Linked DNA regions of Homo sapiens: regions 2, 3, 4, 5 and 6 are each linked to region 1. Evidence: chromatin contacts called from ENCODE Hi-C or POLR2A ChIA-PET data. All regions are on one chromosome and are shown on one strand. The core of a region is the stretch at or near the end of the contact, and the rest is flanking DNA. Distances in the headings are between cores, read along the strand shown. Region 1 holds the start of RFX1 (regulatory factor X1). Region 2 holds the start of ZNF490 (zinc finger protein 490). Region 3 holds the start of HOOK2 (hook microtubule tethering protein 2). Region 4 holds the start of HACL2 (2-hydroxyacyl-CoA lyase 2). Region 5 holds the start of CALR (calreticulin). Region 6 holds the start of GADD45GIP1 (GADD45G interacting protein 1).

What was found. A loop is a pair of places that touch in the nucleus more often than their neighbours do. ChIA-PET counts read pairs that join two places held with the same protein, here RNA polymerase II (POLR2A). Pooled maps may share reads with other maps.
Region 2: a loop to region 1 is called in a map with no recorded cell type, with 12 times the contacts of the local background. The contact joins the promoter of ZNF490 here to the promoter of RFX1 in region 1. A Hi-C loop is called at or near these places in 4 of 37 single-sample maps with no recorded cell type and 2 of 50 pooled maps.
Region 3: a map with no recorded cell type shows a loop between it and region 1 (6-fold over the local background). The contact joins the promoter of HOOK2 here to the promoter of RFX1 in region 1. A Hi-C loop is called at or near these places in 3 of 37 single-sample maps with no recorded cell type and 2 of 50 pooled maps. POLR2A ChIA-PET finds 5 or more read pairs at or near these places in 1 of 52 experiments (naive thymus-derived CD4-positive, alpha-beta T cell).
Region 4: a loop to region 1 is called in a pooled map, with 16 times the contacts of the local background. The contact joins the promoter of HACL2 here to the promoter of RFX1 in region 1. A Hi-C loop is called at or near these places in 1 of 37 single-sample maps with no recorded cell type and 7 of 50 pooled maps. POLR2A ChIA-PET finds 5 or more read pairs at or near these places in 1 of 52 experiments (activated naive CD8-positive, alpha-beta T cell).
Region 5: a loop to region 1 is called in a map of ascending aorta, with 2.7 times the contacts of the local background. The contact joins the promoter of CALR here to the promoter of RFX1 in region 1. A Hi-C loop is called at or near these places in 2 of 168 maps with a recorded cell type or tissue (ascending aorta and naive thymus-derived CD4-positive, alpha-beta T cell), 3 of 37 single-sample maps with no recorded cell type and 15 of 50 pooled maps. POLR2A ChIA-PET finds 5 or more read pairs at or near these places in 4 of 52 experiments (K562, activated B cell, activated CD4-positive, alpha-beta T cell and 1 more).
Region 6: a pooled map shows a loop between it and region 1 (5-fold over the local background). The contact joins the promoter of GADD45GIP1 here to the promoter of RFX1 in region 1. A Hi-C loop is called at or near these places in 1 of 37 single-sample maps with no recorded cell type and 6 of 50 pooled maps. POLR2A ChIA-PET finds 5 or more read pairs at or near these places in 1 of 52 experiments (K562).

The regions. Positions count from the first base shown.
Region 1 is chr19:14,004,912-14,007,675 of GRCh38, forward strand. RFX1 (regulatory factor X1) reads right to left here and starts at 1,409. Exons shown (of 21, transcript NM_002918.5): 1 at 1,192-1,409. RefSeq lists enhancers at 635-1,163, 1,164-1,691, 1,692-2,219 and silencers at 831-1,210, 1,261-1,440.
Region 2 is chr19:12,609,423-12,612,186 of GRCh38, forward strand. ZNF490 (zinc finger protein 490) reads right to left here and starts at 1,391. Exons shown (of 5, transcript NM_020714.3): 1 at 1,142-1,391. The coding sequence starts at 1,258. ZNF791 (zinc finger protein 791) reads left to right here and starts at 1,498. Exons shown (of 4, transcript NM_153358.3): 1 at 1,498-1,660. The coding sequence starts at 1,658. RefSeq lists enhancers at 1,060-1,279, 1,610-1,669 and a silencer at 1,410-1,469.
Region 3 is chr19:12,774,038-12,776,801 of GRCh38, forward strand. HOOK2 (hook microtubule tethering protein 2) reads right to left here and starts at 1,515. Exons shown (of 23, transcript NM_013312.3): 1 at 1,368-1,515; 2 at 775-860; 3 at 632-704. The coding sequence starts at 1,412. RefSeq lists enhancers at 437-1,117, 1,118-1,796, a cis regulatory region at 1,333-1,974 and a silencer at 1,359-1,578.
Region 4 is chr19:15,124,457-15,127,220 of GRCh38, forward strand. HACL2 (2-hydroxyacyl-CoA lyase 2) reads right to left here and starts at 1,330. Exons shown (of 16, transcript NM_006844.5): 1 at 1,200-1,330; 2 at 469-613. The coding sequence starts at 603. It overlaps ILVBL-AS1 (ILVBL antisense RNA 1), which reads left to right. Exons shown (of 3, transcript NR_186314.1): 2 at 8-49; 3 at 1,471-1,718. RefSeq lists enhancers at 70-835, 836-1,599, 1,094-1,183 and silencers at 784-833, 1,404-1,473.
Region 5 is chr19:12,937,168-12,939,931 of GRCh38, forward strand. CALR (calreticulin) reads left to right here and starts at 1,442. Exons shown (of 9, transcript NM_004343.4): 1 at 1,442-1,603; 2 at 1,967-2,068; 3 at 2,261-2,464. The coding sequence starts at 1,513. RefSeq lists enhancers at 884-993, 1,064-1,113, 1,740-2,489, 1,784-1,833, 2,726-2,764 and a cis regulatory region at 1,044-1,682.
Region 6 is chr19:12,955,877-12,958,640 of GRCh38, forward strand. It overlaps GADD45GIP1 (GADD45G interacting protein 1), which reads right to left and starts at 1,347. Exons shown (of 2, transcript NM_052850.4): 1 at 987-1,347. The coding sequence starts at 1,336. RefSeq lists enhancers at 674-723, 823-1,695 and a silencer at 1,124-1,293.

The DNA.
Region 1 (2,764 bases), core at 159-2,658:
AAACATGGATAGCTTCCCCTTCCCTCTGACCGCTCCTGCCCACGTGGCCCTAGAGGCTGGGACCTTGTCAGTGACATGTGACTCGGTTGACACTCGTTTGACACAAAAACATGTGTCTGGCCAAGAGAAGCGGGTTTAAAAAATCTAAGAAACTTCCTCAGGCTTCATTTGCTCCCCCATTCCCAGTAGGGGAGACCTCGATGGGCAGGACCCAGAAACGTTCCATCTCCAGGAACAAACCCCCGCAACCTCAAACCAGGAAACATCAGGTCTCAAACAGCAGCCCAGAGAAAAGCACTCAGGTTTCTGTTCCTCTAAAGCATTCCCTCATGGTCACTCCTCCCTACCATGGACTTTGATTTCTGCAAACCAGATCCTCCACGCTAAAGCCAAATCGACTCCTAGCTCCTCCATGAAACTTTGCTTCCTCTTTGCTTCCTCCCAGAGAGAAGGTGGCAGGTTTAGGAGTGGGCTGCAGTGTTGAAATCAGGACTAGCTGACAGTTATTTTATCAAACCACATTCAGAAACGGTAGATACGAGGAAAAGGTTCAAAGATAAGCCGTAAGTAAAATTCCTGGAAGGAATGAGGAGTCCCGGTACTGCAGGAAAAGGGCGATGTCAATGATTCTCCCCATTTTACAGGATGGAAAACTGAGGCCTCAGATGGACAGGCACTTGTCCAAGTTCTGAGTCCTGGGACAACTGCAAAGCTCTTAAGGAAGAAGGGAGTCGCTTAAGGATCTGGAAGGCGGACCGGGTGGTGGCTGCCCACCCTGGTTCCCGAGGTGGAGGTTGGGGAGACCCAGCCGGCCCCGCCCATACCTTCCCTCCTGGTCCCGCCCACCCACCTTGGCCCCGCCTCGTACCTCCCTCGCTCCCATTGGCCCAGCCTCCCCAGGCCCGCCCCTTCGCGCTCCCGACATATAAAAGCCCCCCGCCCCGGCCTGCCGACCTCCACTCGCCGCGGGCCTGCGAGCGCCCGCCCCTCGCGGGGGCCGGGCCGCGGGGACGGGGGCGGGTGGTGTCGTTCCAGCCGGGCCCCGGCCCCCTCCCCCACGGTCCAGACAGTCGCCGCCGCCATTTTGACCGCCCGCCCCTTCCCCCCGGACTGTGATTACAGAGACACCTACTGCCCCGGCCCCGCCGCCCACCCCGGCCCGGCCAGCCACCCCGGGGCCGCCCTGGTTACCTCCGCTTCTCCCCACTTCTGTCTGCGGAAACGCTTTTCGGAGGTCTCGGAGTCGATGTTGGGAAGGGGACGGGACGTGCTGGGGTCCCCGGGCCGGGCCTGGGGGGTGGGGGTGGGGGTCGGCCGGGCGGTTGTTGTTGTTGACTCGCGTTGCCGGGTTGCTTGGTCGCCACGACTACCGTGGCTATGGCGCCTCCGTTTCCCTCACCGGGGCAACTGTTGCTACCCACCCTAGTTACGTCACGCGCGGGGGCGGGGCCCGGGGTGATTGGCGGCGGCCGGAGAAGTGATTGGACGGCGCCAGGCCTTGCAGCTAAACTATTAGTTCCGATGCACGCTTTTCAACACCCTCTGGACTTCCCGGCGATCTGATTTATCAGTATGAATGTCCATCAAAAGAAACTGAACCCTCAAAGGCAGCCGGGCCCGTCACTCCGGCAGGGAAGCAGCTGGTTAAGAATAAAGGGGTAGGACTCGTGAGGACGGGATTGGTTTGCCGATGTAAAACCGGCCTCCTGGTTCGACTAAAGGGACGTCAATCTACCAAAGGTTTGCCGCGCTCTCTGGCTGGAGGCCGTGCGCATGCTCGGCACGCAAGGCCGATTGGGAGTTGTAGTCCGCTCTTGCGTACACTTTACATGTCTTACCAAATTAAAAAGGCGAGAAAGGAAGACTCCGCTCCAGACTTCTCTCTCGCTCGGTGGGCCAGTTTCTGGCTTCTTGCGCTGACGTCAGGGGAGGAATGCAGTGACGCAGCGCAGCCCCTCTGTGACGACAGCGGCGAAGGCCGGACTCGGGATTCGATGACGTCACTGGGCGCGCGTCCCCCTTCCCCACTGCCCATGGCCCCGTCGGGGTTGGGTGGAAGCGGGAGGCCGCGGCGGGGTTCGATCCCAGCTCCCACCCGCTGGGGTGACATCCTCCTCCGCCCAAGCCGGCCAGACAGCGCGGCCGCCGCGCCTTCTCCCGCCTCCCGGTCCCCTCCAGCCGGAAAAGGTCACCGCTGCCGGGGTGACCGCGGCTATCTCTGCCCCGCAGGCGGTGCGGCCGCCTTGGGAAAGGTCTCTGCAAGGCGGGGGACTTCATTCGCGGCTTCAACCGCGGTAGATAAGCAAAGGTCAGCCCCGACCCAGCCCAGGGAGCTTGGTCCGCCCAGGAGAGCTCACCACAACCCCCGCCACACACACACACCTCCCACACATACGCTCCTCTGTGCCTCAGTTTCCTCAAGGGACTGTCTGGGTGCTGCAGGACGAGAAGAGACAGAAACAGGGCCCGGACTAGGGTGAACATCTTGGGAGCAAAAACTCAGTCATCAAGATAAATAATCTTCTAATTCAATATTTGTTAAATATCCAAATTAATGGGAAAAAATAAATCTATGATGAACAAAACATCACAATTTTAAATAAAGACAGGATCCGCCAACACAGGGATTAAGGTGAGATGCGTTATGCAAGCTCAGGGTCAGATCTTGTGTTTAAAATAAATTTATTATTATTATTTTTTGAGACGGAGTCTCACTCTGTCGCTGAGGCTGGAGTGCAGTGGCGCAATCTCGGCTCACTGCAAG
Region 2 (2,764 bases), core at 141-2,640, 1.4 Mb before region 1:
CTCTCTCCCAGGCTGGAATGCAGTGGCACAATCTTGGCTCACTGTAACCTCAAACTCTTAGCCTTGAGATCCTTCTGCCTCAGCCTCCGAAGGAGCTAGGACTACAGGTGAACACCATACCCAGCTAATTTTTAAAAATTTTTTGAGAAATGGGGTCTCGCTATGTTGCCCAGGCTGGTTTTGGGCTCTTGGTCTTTCCAAGTTCTGTAGGGACACTTTAGAAAACTTATTTGAGATAAATTTCCTTCCACTTTACAGCAACACGGATGGAACTGGAGGCCATTATCCTAAGTGCGATGATGCAAAAACAGAAAGTCAAAAACTGCATCTTCTTACATATAAGTGGGAGCTAAACAATGGGTAAACATGGACATACAGAATGGAATAATAGACACTGGAGATGCCAATAGGTTGGACAGAGAGGGGGGATGAGGGATGAAATATTACCTATTGGGTACAATATACACTCTTTGGGTGATGGGTGCACTAAAAGCCAGACTTCGCCACTATGAAATATATCCACGTAACACAAGTGCATTTGTAACCATAAATCTACAAAAATAAAAATAAAAATGAAAAGCAATAAAAACATGCTTAAACTAAAAACAAACAAACAAAAAAACAACGAAAACAAACCATTTCCTTCCAGAGTAAAACGCAGTTTACTGAGCACGTCTCATAGATCGTGATTGGTCTGAAGAGTCCCTGTGCCCAGGTTAGGGTTGCAATTTACCACCCGAGCCAAGTGCTCGGGTGTCCTACGGATTGTTTTTTCTTTCTTTCCTTTTTTTTTTTTTCTTGGGATGGGTTCTGGCCATGTTGCCCAGACTGAACTCAAACTCCTGGAGTCAAGCGATCCACCCGCCTCAGCCCACCCACCCCCCGACCTCCCCCACCGCCCCCACCACGCAGTAGCTGGGACTACGGGTGTGCGCCACCAAGCCCTGCCTTGGGGTTCCTTTTCTAAAGTGCCAAATGTGTGGAGGTGGGGAAAAGAAAGGTGGACGCCTCAACGCTGTTATGGTCAAAGATTAAAATGCAACCACACTTTTTATTACACATGATGGGGTAACCGTCTGTTTATAAACAAGGGTCACTATTCCACGAGAGGCCTTACAACATTATGCCAAGCCCCTGGTACCTGGAGGACATCAGACCCTCCTGTTCCTGTGCGGCCTTGACTAGACGACCACTTGCTCTGGACTTGCTCCTCGAGGGGTCGCTCCATCTGGAAACTGAGACTGGAATTCCTGCGCATCCCTGTCCCCGCATCCAGAAACACTGCAGGAAGACTTCCGTGTCCGACCCGAGATCCGGAACAATTTCTGCTTCAACACAATTGTCCACGGAGGGCACCAGTTCCGTCCCACCGGCGGAAGCGAGATCTGCCTAGCTACTAGACCTGCTGCCTAGCTGTCATTCGGACAAAAAGGGGCGGGGCTGTATAATTGTCCAATCAGGGGCGGCGCCGGAAAGGAGGGTACGGCTACGCTGCGCAAATGCGTGCTACGTCACTGTGCGATCGGGTTGTGCTTAGCTTGGGGTCTCCTGGCCCCTTGACGCGTCAGGTTGCTGTACCCCTGCATCGGATGCGCTGTACCCTGCGCTGGCTCCGTGAACCTTAGGGACAACACCGGGACACCCGCGAGGCCGGAAAATGGTGAGTGTGCAGGGCCGGACTAGTTGGAACCGGCCGTGATCGCGGGACCCGGGCCTCCCCACGGTCACCTCCGGCCGCAGTGTGGGGCTGGGCTGGCAGCTGGAACTCCAAGCGTCCTGTCCCGTCCCTGCGCGGCGACTGCGGTCCCAGCCCCGGAGCCCTCTCTGGACAACTCCGCGCCCGCAGCCCCGCGTCTTTCCCAGATCGTGCAGGGACCACGGGAGGGTCCTGGGGAGAATCCCGCCTTGTGTGTTTGGTTTGTGTGGGAGGAGCTACAGTCTGGGGTTCCCAGTCCCTTCTTTCTTCCCAAAGGCTGTTTCCCCCTGAGTCTTCCAAAGATGTTGGAAGCAGAGTCTCAAATCCACTACCCTGTCCCCCCAGCCTAGCTCCTCCCACGGCGGGCCATTAATCCCTAGATTTCCGGATCCCTCCCCGAATTCCCAAACGCCTACTTCCGCTCGCCAGTGGAAAACATCGTCACCAACTCTTTGTCCTGTGTGGTGCATTTCAAACACACGCAGTATTTTAATAATCTTTTTTCCAATAGATGCCTCTTTTAAACGATTTATTTCTTGTTTGTGGATATTTTACATCAGAGAAAAATCAGAAAAATTATTCACTTGGAACTAATCTGCATAAAATGCTGTGGCCCTCATCCTGGTACCTTTCCAGGGCACAGACATCCTATGGGAACTCCTTTGCGTTGAGGTTCCTTTTTGTAAACTTTCCTGGGTAATCTATCTTTTCAGCACAGTTTCAGATTGGCACTGTCCCGCCTTGGGTTTATGACCTTGAAAAGATTTATTCACTCGAATGTCATTTTTCCAATAAATATAAAATATATGTTATCAGAAGAACTTGAGAGACAGTACAAAATATTTCCAAAGGGCAAAAAAGAAATGAATCTCAGAAAACAAAAAACATCCCAATATTACATTTGTTAAAAATTCTTTGTTCTTTCCCTGAGCACATGGAATATGTTTCTCAGGTCTGTTCTTTTAGTTTGATGTTTCAGATGGTATTCCAGGACTTAAACTTGCAACATCTAGAAGCATTCAGATAGAAGTAATACTTTTGTAAACTATTTATTGCCATGGAAATAAT
Region 3 (2,764 bases), core at 265-2,764, 1.2 Mb before region 1:
GCCCTGCTTTTTTGTTGTCTTCACAGAACTACTGGCATCAAAAGTTTTTTCTTTTTCTTTTTCTTTTTCTTTTTTTCTTCTTCTTGAGACAAGAGTCTCGCTCTGTTGCCCAGGCTGGAGTGCAATGGCTCAATCTCAGCTCACTGCATCCTCCACCTCCCAGGTTCAAGTGATTCTCATGTCTCAGCCTCCCAAGTAACTGGGATTACAGGTGCACACCACCCCACCCAGCTAATTTTTGTATTTTTAGTAGAGATGGGGTTTCAACTTGTTGGCCAGGCTGGTCTTGAACTCCTGGCCCCAGGTGATCCACCCACTTTAGCCTCTCAAAGTGTTGGGATTACAGGCATGAGCCACTGCGCCCAGCCTGGAAGTTAATTTTTATGGTTGTGTATGTGTTGCTTGTCACTAGAATGATGGCTGTGTGGGGCAGGTTTTTGTCTGTGTTATTCCTTGCTGAATGCCCAGGCCTGGCACAGGGTGAGTACTCCATAGATGAATGGATGAACAAATGGTTGATCACCAGACATCTGTCCCTCTTCCTGCCCATCACCCAGGACATGTGCCTAGCTGGCCCGTCCCTGGTCATCTCTTCACCAGTCTGTCCTCTAATCAGGAGTCCACTTGTCACCTTCAGCTTCCAGTTGGGACCTGGATCTTCCGAGATGCCCTGGAGCCATGCCTCGTTGAACCAGGAGGGGTCTCTGGGGGCGAGAAGGTGGGATGAGCAGACTGGGGGACACTTTTGGGATCCTCCCCTTCAGCTCCACTCACATCTGGTTCAGCACATAGGCTACGGCAAGGCCGCTGCTCAGGTCCTGAGGGCTGGCACAGGGAGACGGAACGTGGAACGTCTGTAACTGAGGGGTAAAGGAAAGGACAAGGAAAGAGTTAGGGCCTGGGAGCGCCGAACCGCTCCCCTTTTGCAGACTTTTCCAGTCAGCGAACCTCACATGGTGGGGCGGGCGCTGCTCCGCCACAGCAGCTCTGCGAGGGACTGGCTTCTGCTCACCTGAGACCGGAGGGGGCGTGGCCTCACCTCACCTCTGCCCAACAAACCCTGCGCGTCCAGGCCAGGGTGGTATCGCGAGTCACCTGGGCCCCACAGGCACCACGTGACCAGGCCAATTCACCTGTGTCCTCGCCCCACGTGAACCAACCACAGAGGGGCGGGGCCTCACCTGTCCTTTCCACGCAGACTTGCCACGTGACGGGGGCGGGTGCTCGGGCCAGAGTCCAACGGTCCAGCAAGTCGACGACCCCGCACCTCCCAGCCCCAGCACCAAGAGACTGACCGAACCAGGGCCAGGGATCCCGGGCAAGAGGAGCGGGCGCTCACCTTCCCCTAGCCCCGCCCCACGACCTACCCAGGTGAGCAGAGACCCGCATAGCTCAGCTTTGTCCACGCTCATGGCTCCCGATCGGATTCAATCCAGGCCACGGAGCCCCGGCGCCGCAGCAGCCTCCGGGTCCGCCACCAGCGAGCGCCCGCAGCCCCGACCTCCCGCTCGGCCTAGAGCGCCGCCCCGCCCCGCCCCCCTAGGCGCAGGCCCCGCCCCGCCCCCAAGCCCAGGCTCCGCCTCGGAACGTAATCTCCTCCCTACGCCCGCTCTTGCCTCCAGCCCCGCCATCTTGGATCCGGGCACCGTTCGGGCGCCCGCCCTGCCGCTAGGGGTCAGCCTGGCCCAGCCTTGTGCATCCGAGGGTGGTCCCACCTCCCATCCTCGCCCTGGCCCTTTTTGGGGTGGGAGGTCCTCAAGATCCTTTTGAGACGGAGGTGCTCCACCCTGTTACACAAGCGCATTCACGTCTTTTCCCTGCAACTTAAGTAAATTCTTTTTTTTTTTTTTTTTTTTTTTGAGACGGAGTCTCGCTGTCGCCCAGGCTGGAGTGCAGTGGCGCAATCTCGGCTCACTGCAGGCTCCGCCCCCTGGGGTTCACGCCATTCTCCTGCCTCAGCCTCCCGAGTAGCTGGGACTACAGGCGCCCGCCACCTCGCCCGGCTAATTTTTTGTATTTTTAGTAGAGACGGGGTTTCACCGTGTTAGCCAGGATGGTCTCGATCTCCTGACCTCGTGATCCGCCCGCCTCGGCCTCCCAAAGTGCTGGGATTACAGGCGTGAGCCACCGCGCCCGGCCTTAAGTAAATTCTTGTGTCTAACCACTTTATAATCGGAGCCGTTGTGCGGGGAGGGGCGAGCCCTGGCACTTTCTATGGACTGGGAGAGGGGATGCTAAAGGGGTTTTCCCGCCGGACGCGGTGGCTCTCGACTGTAATCCCAGTATTTTGGGAGGCCTAGGAGGGAGAATTAATTTGGATAGAAGTTGGAGACCAGCCTCTCTTCAAAAAATTTAAAAATTACCCAGGTAGCGGTGGCTCACGCCTGTAATCCCAGCACTTTGGGAGGCCGAGGCGGGCGGATCACGAGGTCAGGTGTTCGAGACCAGCCTGGCCAACATGGTGAAACCCCGTCTCTACTAAAAATACTAAAAATTAGCTGGGCGTGGTGGCGCACGCCTGATTTCAGCTACTCGGGAGGCTGAGGCAGGAGAATCGCTTGAACCCTGGAGGCGGAGGTTGCAGTCAGCCGAGATCGTACCACTGCACTCCAGGGGGCAACAGTGCAAGACTCCTCAAAAAAAAAAAAAAAAAAATTAGCCAGACATGTTGGCGTGTTTCTGTGGTCCTAGCTCCTAGCTCTACAGAGGCTGAGGTGGGAGGATAGCTTGAGCCCAGGAGGTCGAGACTGCAGTGAGCCGTGAT
Region 4 (2,764 bases), core at 80-2,579, 1.1 Mb after region 1:
CTTGCAGAAAATGAAGACAGAAAGAACAGCACCTACTTTCAAGGAAAAGGTAAGGGGTAGGTAAGAAAGTCTACAGTACTGAGCTCAGCAGAGGGCAACTGTTATGAAACTGTCACTGCCACCCCCTCGCTGGAGCCTGCCCTCTGCCCCATTTATCCCATCCAGGTTAGGGAGCACAGAGTGCTGTCCATCTGTTCTGTGAAAAGAGTCACTGGGGAAGGAGGTAGGTGGGGTGCGAGTGCCCCGGCAGCGGCAGCTTCCGTGTTCTCTCTTACCAGTGGCAAAGTCCAGGCCTCCATACACAGCGTGGCAATGGAGACAGGGCCCTGGACAGAACCTCTTACCAGTCCCTCTGGACTAGTCGGGGCTCGCTTTCCCACCCTGCACAATGAGTGAGCTGGAAGCAGCACCACGAGGCCCCTCCCTCTTTGACTGCCCCCAGCCCACCTCCCATTCTGTGCCCCGCACCTTGTGCAGCAGCTGATAGAAGAGCCCCAGGCGGTGAGCGGCGCCCAGCAAGGCGGCCACCAGCGTCCCGCAGGCCAGGAGCAGGAAGGAGGGGAATAAGCTCCCAGCGGGGGCGGCGGCCGCGGGGGTCTCCATGAGGTGGTACCTAAGAGAGAAAGGGCACTTCCCAGACTTGGGCGCGACAGGGAACCTCTCCGGAAGAAATCGCGCCCCTTCTCGCAGCAGGATCCAGGGCCACGACCCTTGCCGCCAGTTTCTGTGCGGCCACGCCCCCAACCCTGCCAGACCACGCCCTTTGTGCGCCTAGGCTCGGGGTGAAGCCATGCCTCTCCGTGACAAGGTCACGCCCCTCGCGGGGCTAGCCCCAGTCCTTTACATCACCACCACTCCCACCCAAACTAGCCACCACAAGTCAAGGTGGCGACGACAGCACCACACAGTTATCTTCCACTTACCTACTTGTCAATGGACAGGCGGAAGCCCCGCCTCTCTTTCCACAACCGGACCCCAAATCTCAGCCCCAGTAGTGAGCCCGCCCCATGTTACGTCACCAAGAGGCACGAGGTCACGCCCCCGGGTTAGCGGGCGCGACCCTCCACGCAACCCACGCCTCTCCCTTAAAGAGCGCACGGGCCCGAGCCTGATCCCCGACCCCGGGCCAGGCTGGGTCGAGGTCACATCGCATCAGGATGTGGTTCTCCCACACCAGCTCGACCCCCGACGCTATTCACCTTCACCTCCAGGATATGGCGCTGCCTCCAGCAGAATTCGGCCCCCTCCGTGTCACGTGACCCGGGAGCGTGGCCGTGCCCGGGTGGCCCACTTGGCTCAGCGGCGCCCCGTAGTCCGGCCCGATGCGCATGCGCACAGTCGGAGCCCCGCTCCGGGGCCACCCGAAAGAGCCTTGCCTCTACTGGCCGCCTCCCTCATAGACCCCGCCTCCCCTTGCCTTTCATTGGCTCGCACTGCAGACCTCACACCCATTTTATGTTTTAAAACCAGGAGGCCACGCCCCTCAGCGGCTTCAGGAGCCCAGACCTTTGGGGGCCCACCTTCCGCAGCTTTCCATTGGCCCCACGGTGGAAGCCCGTAGGTTCAGGCCCTCCGAACACAGCTCGCTTTCCACACCAGCGGGGCCGTACCAGAGCAAGACCATGTCTCACAAAATAATAATAATACTTAAAAAATGGTAAATTTTATGTTATGTATATTTTCCACACTATAAATAAATATTTGTGCATGTATATATATATATGTGTATATTTTTTGTATAATAGGTATAGTAGTAAGCAAAGGAAATTCACACTGAGTCACATTCTACAAAATGCCTAACCAGACCTCTACAAAACTGTCAAGGTCATGAAAAACAAAGACTGAGGCACTGCCACAGACTAGAGGAGGGAAAGGAGCTGTGACAACTAAATTCAATATAGTACCCTGGACTGGATCCAGGAATCAAAAAAAGGACAAATTTGTGGATAAAGTTGGTGAAATCCAAATAAAGTTTGGAGTTGAGTTAGTAGTAATGAACCAGTGTTAATCTTTTTGTTTCAGTAAATGTATTATGGTTATATAAGATGTTAGCATTCAGGGAAGCTGGATAAAGAGTAGACAAAAATTATCTTGCTATCTTTGCAGCTTTTCTGTAAAGCTAAAAAAGAAAAAAAAAGTCTTAATAACAAGGATACAATTTTCCAGAGAGAGAGAAAGATGTTGTAATAGATGTAAATTCTTTCTTGGGAGACAAAGCTTTAACATGCTCCAAGACTAATTATCTGACCAATCTCTCCCCAGATAAAGAAAGATTGTCACTAGGCAAATGTCCAAAAAGCTTCTCAGCCGAAAGCTGGATTATTCAACAGTCCCTGAAACAAATATACACAGAGGACAAGTGATTTTTTTAAAAAGGGAAACAAGCCTGGCATGGTGGTCCATGTGTGTAATCCCAGCACTTTGGGAGGCCAAGACAGGAGGATCGCTTGAGGCCAGGAATTTGAGACCAACCGGGGCCAAAAAGTGAGACCCAGTCTCTCCAAAAAACAAACAAACAAACAAACTTAGCCAGGAGAATCGCTTGAACCCGGGAGGTGGAGGTTGCGGTGAGCTGAGATCACGCCATTGCACTCCAGCCTGGGAAACAGAGCAAGACTCTGTCTAAAAAAAATTTTTTTTAAAAGAAAAAAAATTAGCTGAGTATGGTGGCACGTGCTTGTTATCCCTTTTGCTTGGGAGGTTGAGAAGGGAGGATTGCTTGAACCCAAGAGGTTGTGTCTACAGTGAGCTGTGATCGTGCCAC
Region 5 (2,764 bases), core at 192-2,691, 1.1 Mb before region 1:
CGAACTGACCTAAAATGATCTGCCCGCCTCGGCCTCCCCAAGTGCTGGGTTTACAGGCGTGAGCCACTGCGCCCGGCCACCATTTCTTTTTTTTTTTTTTAACCAGAGACCCTTGCCAAGTCATTCCCCCCACTCCACTTTATTTTCCTTTTCATTTTTTCCTTCCTCTCTTTTCTGAGTCACAACCATTAGCCAGGAAGCACCCCCTCCCCACCCTCTTTCCTGGATCCCCCTCATTCCCTCCTTCCATAGTCCACTCCCGCGCTCCCAGGTCCAGGGCTTATTTGCCCAGAGTTTGGAAAACCCCCAGCTCTCCTTCCTCCTTTCTACAGCGTGGGGGCAGGGTACTGGTGCCAGTCACGTGCCTCTGGCTTCTGAAGAAGACTCTAGACTGGGGTCGGGGGGTGGGTCCTGCCCATCTCCCTAGCATCTTATCGTCCCTACCATCTGTGTCTTTTTTCCCTCCCCAAACGGAACCCCCTGCCCTCTCGCCTGCCTATAGCCGTTTAATTGCAAAAGCCAGGCCGTTTGTGGGAGACCACAGACAGCGACCCCCTTCATTTACCGGTTGAGAGGAGGGTAAAGGGGCGGCTGCAATCTGGGTAATAACCCTATCCCCACTCCAGAAGTCACAGTCACATCGTTAAGCCTTCCTCCCCTCTTGTCCCAGGACAGCTTTAAAAACGTTAAAAGCATTTCTGCTGGGTAGCATCTGGCCAGGGTCGCCCCCTCTGTCTGCTCAGGAACGTCTGTCACTTCAGAGAGCTTAAGTGACTTGCCCCGGTCACACAGCAGCAGTCCGATAGGCTGCCAGGGCTCTAGGGGCAGAAGGAGGAGAGGGCTGGCATTCTTCCCACCGGCCCGCGTGACTGTAGCACCGGGGTGCAGCGAAGCCCCAAGGGCCCCAATCCGTGAGCTCTCTCCCATCCCAGGCAGGGGTGGGGGAGCAGCAGTGGGGTGCTGGTTCTCAAATGCAAGATAAGAGCTGGCTAAGAAAGCCTTGCCCAGCCCCTCCACCTAGAGGGAATGGGAGGGAGAGAAGCTGAGGGCAGGGTCCCGGTCCCGCGTGGAGACAGCTGCGCTCCCGCGGTTTCTTTAAACGCCCAGATGGGCAACGACGCGCGCGGACGAGGGCGGGGTTGGGTTCAGGTCTGGTCACATGACCTGGCCTGAGGTGCTCGCGGCCCCCACCCCACCAGTGGGCGTCCCCCCCACGCGTGGTCGACCATCATTGGTCGGTGGTGAGGCCAATAGAAATCGGCCATCTGGGAACCCAGCGTTCCGAGGCGCAGCCTAACATAGTGAACCGACGAAGGTCCAATGGAAAAAGACGGCCATGGGCATAGACCAATGACAAAGTGGCAGGGGCGGGCCCAAGGGCTGGGTCAGGTTGGTTTGAGAGGCGGGTGGGTATAAAAGTGCAAGGCGGGCGGCGGCGTCCGTCCGTACTGCAGAGCCGCTGCCGGAGGGTCGTTTTAAAGGGCCCGCGCGTTGCCGCCCCCTCGGCCCGCCATGCTGCTATCCGTGCCGCTGCTGCTCGGCCTCCTCGGCCTGGCCGTCGCCGAGCCTGCCGTCTACTTCAAGGAGCAGTTTCTGGACGGAGGTAACGCCTGGTCCCGCCTCGAGGCCGCCCCGACGACGCGGCCGGCCCCCGATCCTGGATCTGCGTTGTCGCCCGTAATTACCGTTTAGAGGTCCAACACGGTGGCCTCCCGGGACTAGAGCCGCGGGCGATTTCTCTTCTGCGTCCCTGGGGAGCGCGGAGGGCGTAGCGGCCTCCCGCGGCGGGAGTTAGGGTTAGCCCGAGGATCTCTGAAGGCACCCGACGTGTCAAACTAGAGGTTGGAATGGGGAGTGTCGGGGATCTCCTTTCCTGTCCCCAGCAGCTTGTGGCTCTCGGCAGATGTTTGGTGTGGGGGGGGATTAGCACAGCCGCTCTGACCTACCCCTCTAATCCCCCACTTAGACGGGTGGACTTCCCGCTGGATCGAATCCAAACACAAGTCAGATTTTGGCAAATTCGTTCTCAGTTCCGGCAAGTTCTACGGTGACGAGGAGAAAGATAAAGGTAAGAGCCTAGGAGTGGGTGCTCAGATCCGGGAGGACTTCCTGGCAGAAGTCCTTGTCTGTACACACACAGCCGGGACAGTCCCCTTGGAGGAGGACAGGTGGAGGAAGTGGGGGAGTCTTCTCTATTCTCTAAGTCGAGGGTCCTCGCGAGTCAAGGCCCAACGGTGACCTCACTACCGTCCCGTCTCAGGTTTGCAGACAAGCCAGGATGCACGCTTTTATGCTCTGTCGGCCAGTTTCGAGCCTTTCAGCAACAAAGGCCAGACGCTGGTGGTGCAGTTCACGGTGAAACATGAGCAGAACATCGACTGTGGGGGCGGCTATGTGAAGCTGTTTCCTAATAGTTTGGACCAGACAGACATGCACGGAGACTCAGAATACAACATCATGTTTGGTGAGGGCCTGCTTCCTGGTGCTGATCTCTGTCCCATTAGTTAGAGGGAGACCCAGACCCCATTGACTTTCTTAATAATGATTTTTTTTGGAAGGGGAGCTAAAAGAATAAGTCCCAGCAACAATTTATTGCATTATGATCGCAGATCTAGGCTGTTAATTTAATTTGCGTGTTTGTATATAGTTATTTCCCAATCTTACTAATGAGGATTTTGAGTTCTAGAGCACTGATTTTTTTTTTTTCTCCTTTAAACTTAAGGCTCCACCCACAGCCCATTCAGGACAGAATCAGGGTCTGAGT
Region 6 (2,764 bases), core at 97-2,596, 1.0 Mb before region 1:
AAAAAGATGCCCCTGGTCCTTCAGACCTGCCTCTGTATCTGACCTCTGCCCTCTTGGTTCCAGGACCCATCACCTTCCTGCCCTCACCTTTTCCCCAGCCACACTGGCTTCCTGGCTGTTCTTTAAGGCATATCGTATCTCAGGGCATTTGCCCCAGCTGTTCCCTTTACCAGAAACTTTCTACCCAAGAGATCGCCCCATAGCTAAGTCTGGTTATTCAGGTCTTTGCTTAAACATCACCTCCTCAGAGAGGCCTGAGGCTTCCCAAACCAAAGCTGCCCTCAGGCACACACTCTTCACTCTTTTACCTTCCTACTAGTCGGCTGTCACCATTGGTATTATCTTGCCTGTCAGCTGTCGCCATCTGATATTAAGGGCCCTTTTGGGGCCTGCCTCGGCCTCCCAAATAACTGGGATTACAGGCACGAGCCACCGCCCCCGGCCTGGGACAGGGTCTTGCACACGGTATGCGCTCAGTAAAGACTTGGTGGTGATGGCCGGACGTGATGGCTCACACCTGTAATCCCGGCACTTTGGGAGGCTGAGGCAGGTGGATCACTTGAAGTAAGGAGTTTGAGACCAGCCTGGCCAACATGGTGGAACCCCGTCTCTACTAAAACTACAAAAATTTGCCGGGCGTGGTGGTGCACGCCTGTAATCCCAGCTACACCGGAGGCTAAGGCGGGAGAATCGCTTGAACCGGGGAGGCGGAGGTTGCAGTGAGCCAAGATCTTGCGACTGCACTCCAGCCTGGGCAACAGAGCGAGACTCTTGTCTCCAAAAAACAAACAAACAAACAAACAAAACTTGCTGATGAATGACTAAATGGACGTTATTCTGAGTTTGTTTTGCGGCCAGGTGAGCGTATACATAAATCTACAACATGCAGATGCTGCGACGTGACCCCGAAGGGGTAGGCACGGTTTGGGGCCCAGTTCGCCCACGGGGCACAGAGGGCAGCCCCGCGTCTGCCTGCACGCACGCACCTCTCCCGACGCTTCTGCTCTTCGGCCAGCTGCTTCACCCGCAGCGACTCCTGCATGGTCGCCAGGCTCGGGTACCATTCGCGTTCTTCGGCCTCCAGCTCCCGCAGCTGCTCCGGCGACGGCCATAACGAACCGGGGACCACCCCGGAGGCGGCGCCGTAACGCGCGAACTGCTTAGCCGCGTAGCGCGGTCCCAGCTGCCACCGCGGGGTCAGGAGGTCCTCGGGGTCTGGCCACCGGGGTCCCGGCCTGCGGCGCGGGGGCGGCCGCGCCCGGTAGCCACGGGAACCCGGGGCCAGGGTCGCCGCCACACCTAGTAGGCTGCGTGCCTGTCGCACGGACGCCGCCATCTTGGCTGTGCGGGGTCCTCACAGGCCCGCCGGGCTGTCCATGCCCGGTGCCTGAGCGCGAGGCCCGGTGTGGGCCAGGGCAGGGCGAGGGGTGTCCCTGCTGCCTCAGTTCGGGGGAGGGCGGCGAAGGGGATAGTATGGGTTTTATACGTTTCCAAGTATAACTTTAAATTTTAGTTAAGCAGTTACTGATTAAAGTCATTTTTAATTTTCACTTTTTTTCTTCTCCTTTCTGCACACTGACACTTAAAAATACATATTTTTGTCGGGCGCGGTGGCTCACGCCTGTAATCTCAGCACTTTGGGAGGCCGAGGCGGGCGGATCACCTGAGGTCGCGAGTTCGAGACCAGTCTTTTTTTTTTTTTTTTTTCGAGACAGAGTCTCGCTCTGTCGCCCAGGCTGGAGGGTAACGGCGTGATCTCGGGTCACTGTAACCTCCGCCTTCCGGGAGGAGAGGAGAAACCCCGTCTCTACTAAAAATACAAAATTAGCCGGGCATGGTGGCGCATGCCTGTAGTCCCAGCTCCGCGGGAGGCTGAGGCAGGAGAATCGCTTGAACCCGGGAGGCGGAGGTTGGGGTGGGCCGAGATCGTGCCATTGCATTCCAGCCTGGGTAACAAGAGCGAAACTCCGTCTAAAAAATTAATAAATAAAAATAAATACATACATGCATACACACACACACACATATACATATATATATACGCTCACCTGGCTACAAATATATATTTGTGTATTTTTTTCTAAGTGTTCAGTGTTCTTTGGGTAAAAATTGTATTTTTGTTTTTTGCATATCAGAAACCATACTGTTTTATTCATCCATGTGTCTTCTGTGCACACAGTAGCCCTCCAATGAATAATCTGAAATCATGTTGAATGAACACATTGAAAAATCAAAAATAAGAGGCTGTGGCAGGGCCACTGATATGGTTTGGCTCTGTGTCCCCAACCAAATCTCATCCTGAATTATAATCCCCATGTGTCCAGGGAGGGACCTGTAATCCCCACATGTCGGGGAAGGGAGGTGGTTGGATCACGGGGGTGGTTTCCCCCATGCTATTCTTTTTTTTTTTTTTTTGCCTTCAAAAAGTTTATTTTATTTTATTTTATTATTATTATACTTTAAGTTTTAGGGTACTTGTGCACAACGTGCAGGTTTGTTACATATGTATACATGTGCCATGTTGGTGTGCTGCACCCATTAACTCGTCATTTAGCATTAGGTATATCTCCTAATGCTATCCCTCCCCCCTCCCCCCACCCCACAACAGTCCCCGGTGTGTGATGTTCCCTTTCCTGTGTCCATGTGGTCTCATTGTTCACTTCCCACCTATGAGTGAGAACATGCGGTGTTTGGTTTTTTGTCCTTGCGATAGTTTGCTGAGAATGATGGTTTCCAGTTTCATCCATGTCCCTACAAAGGACAC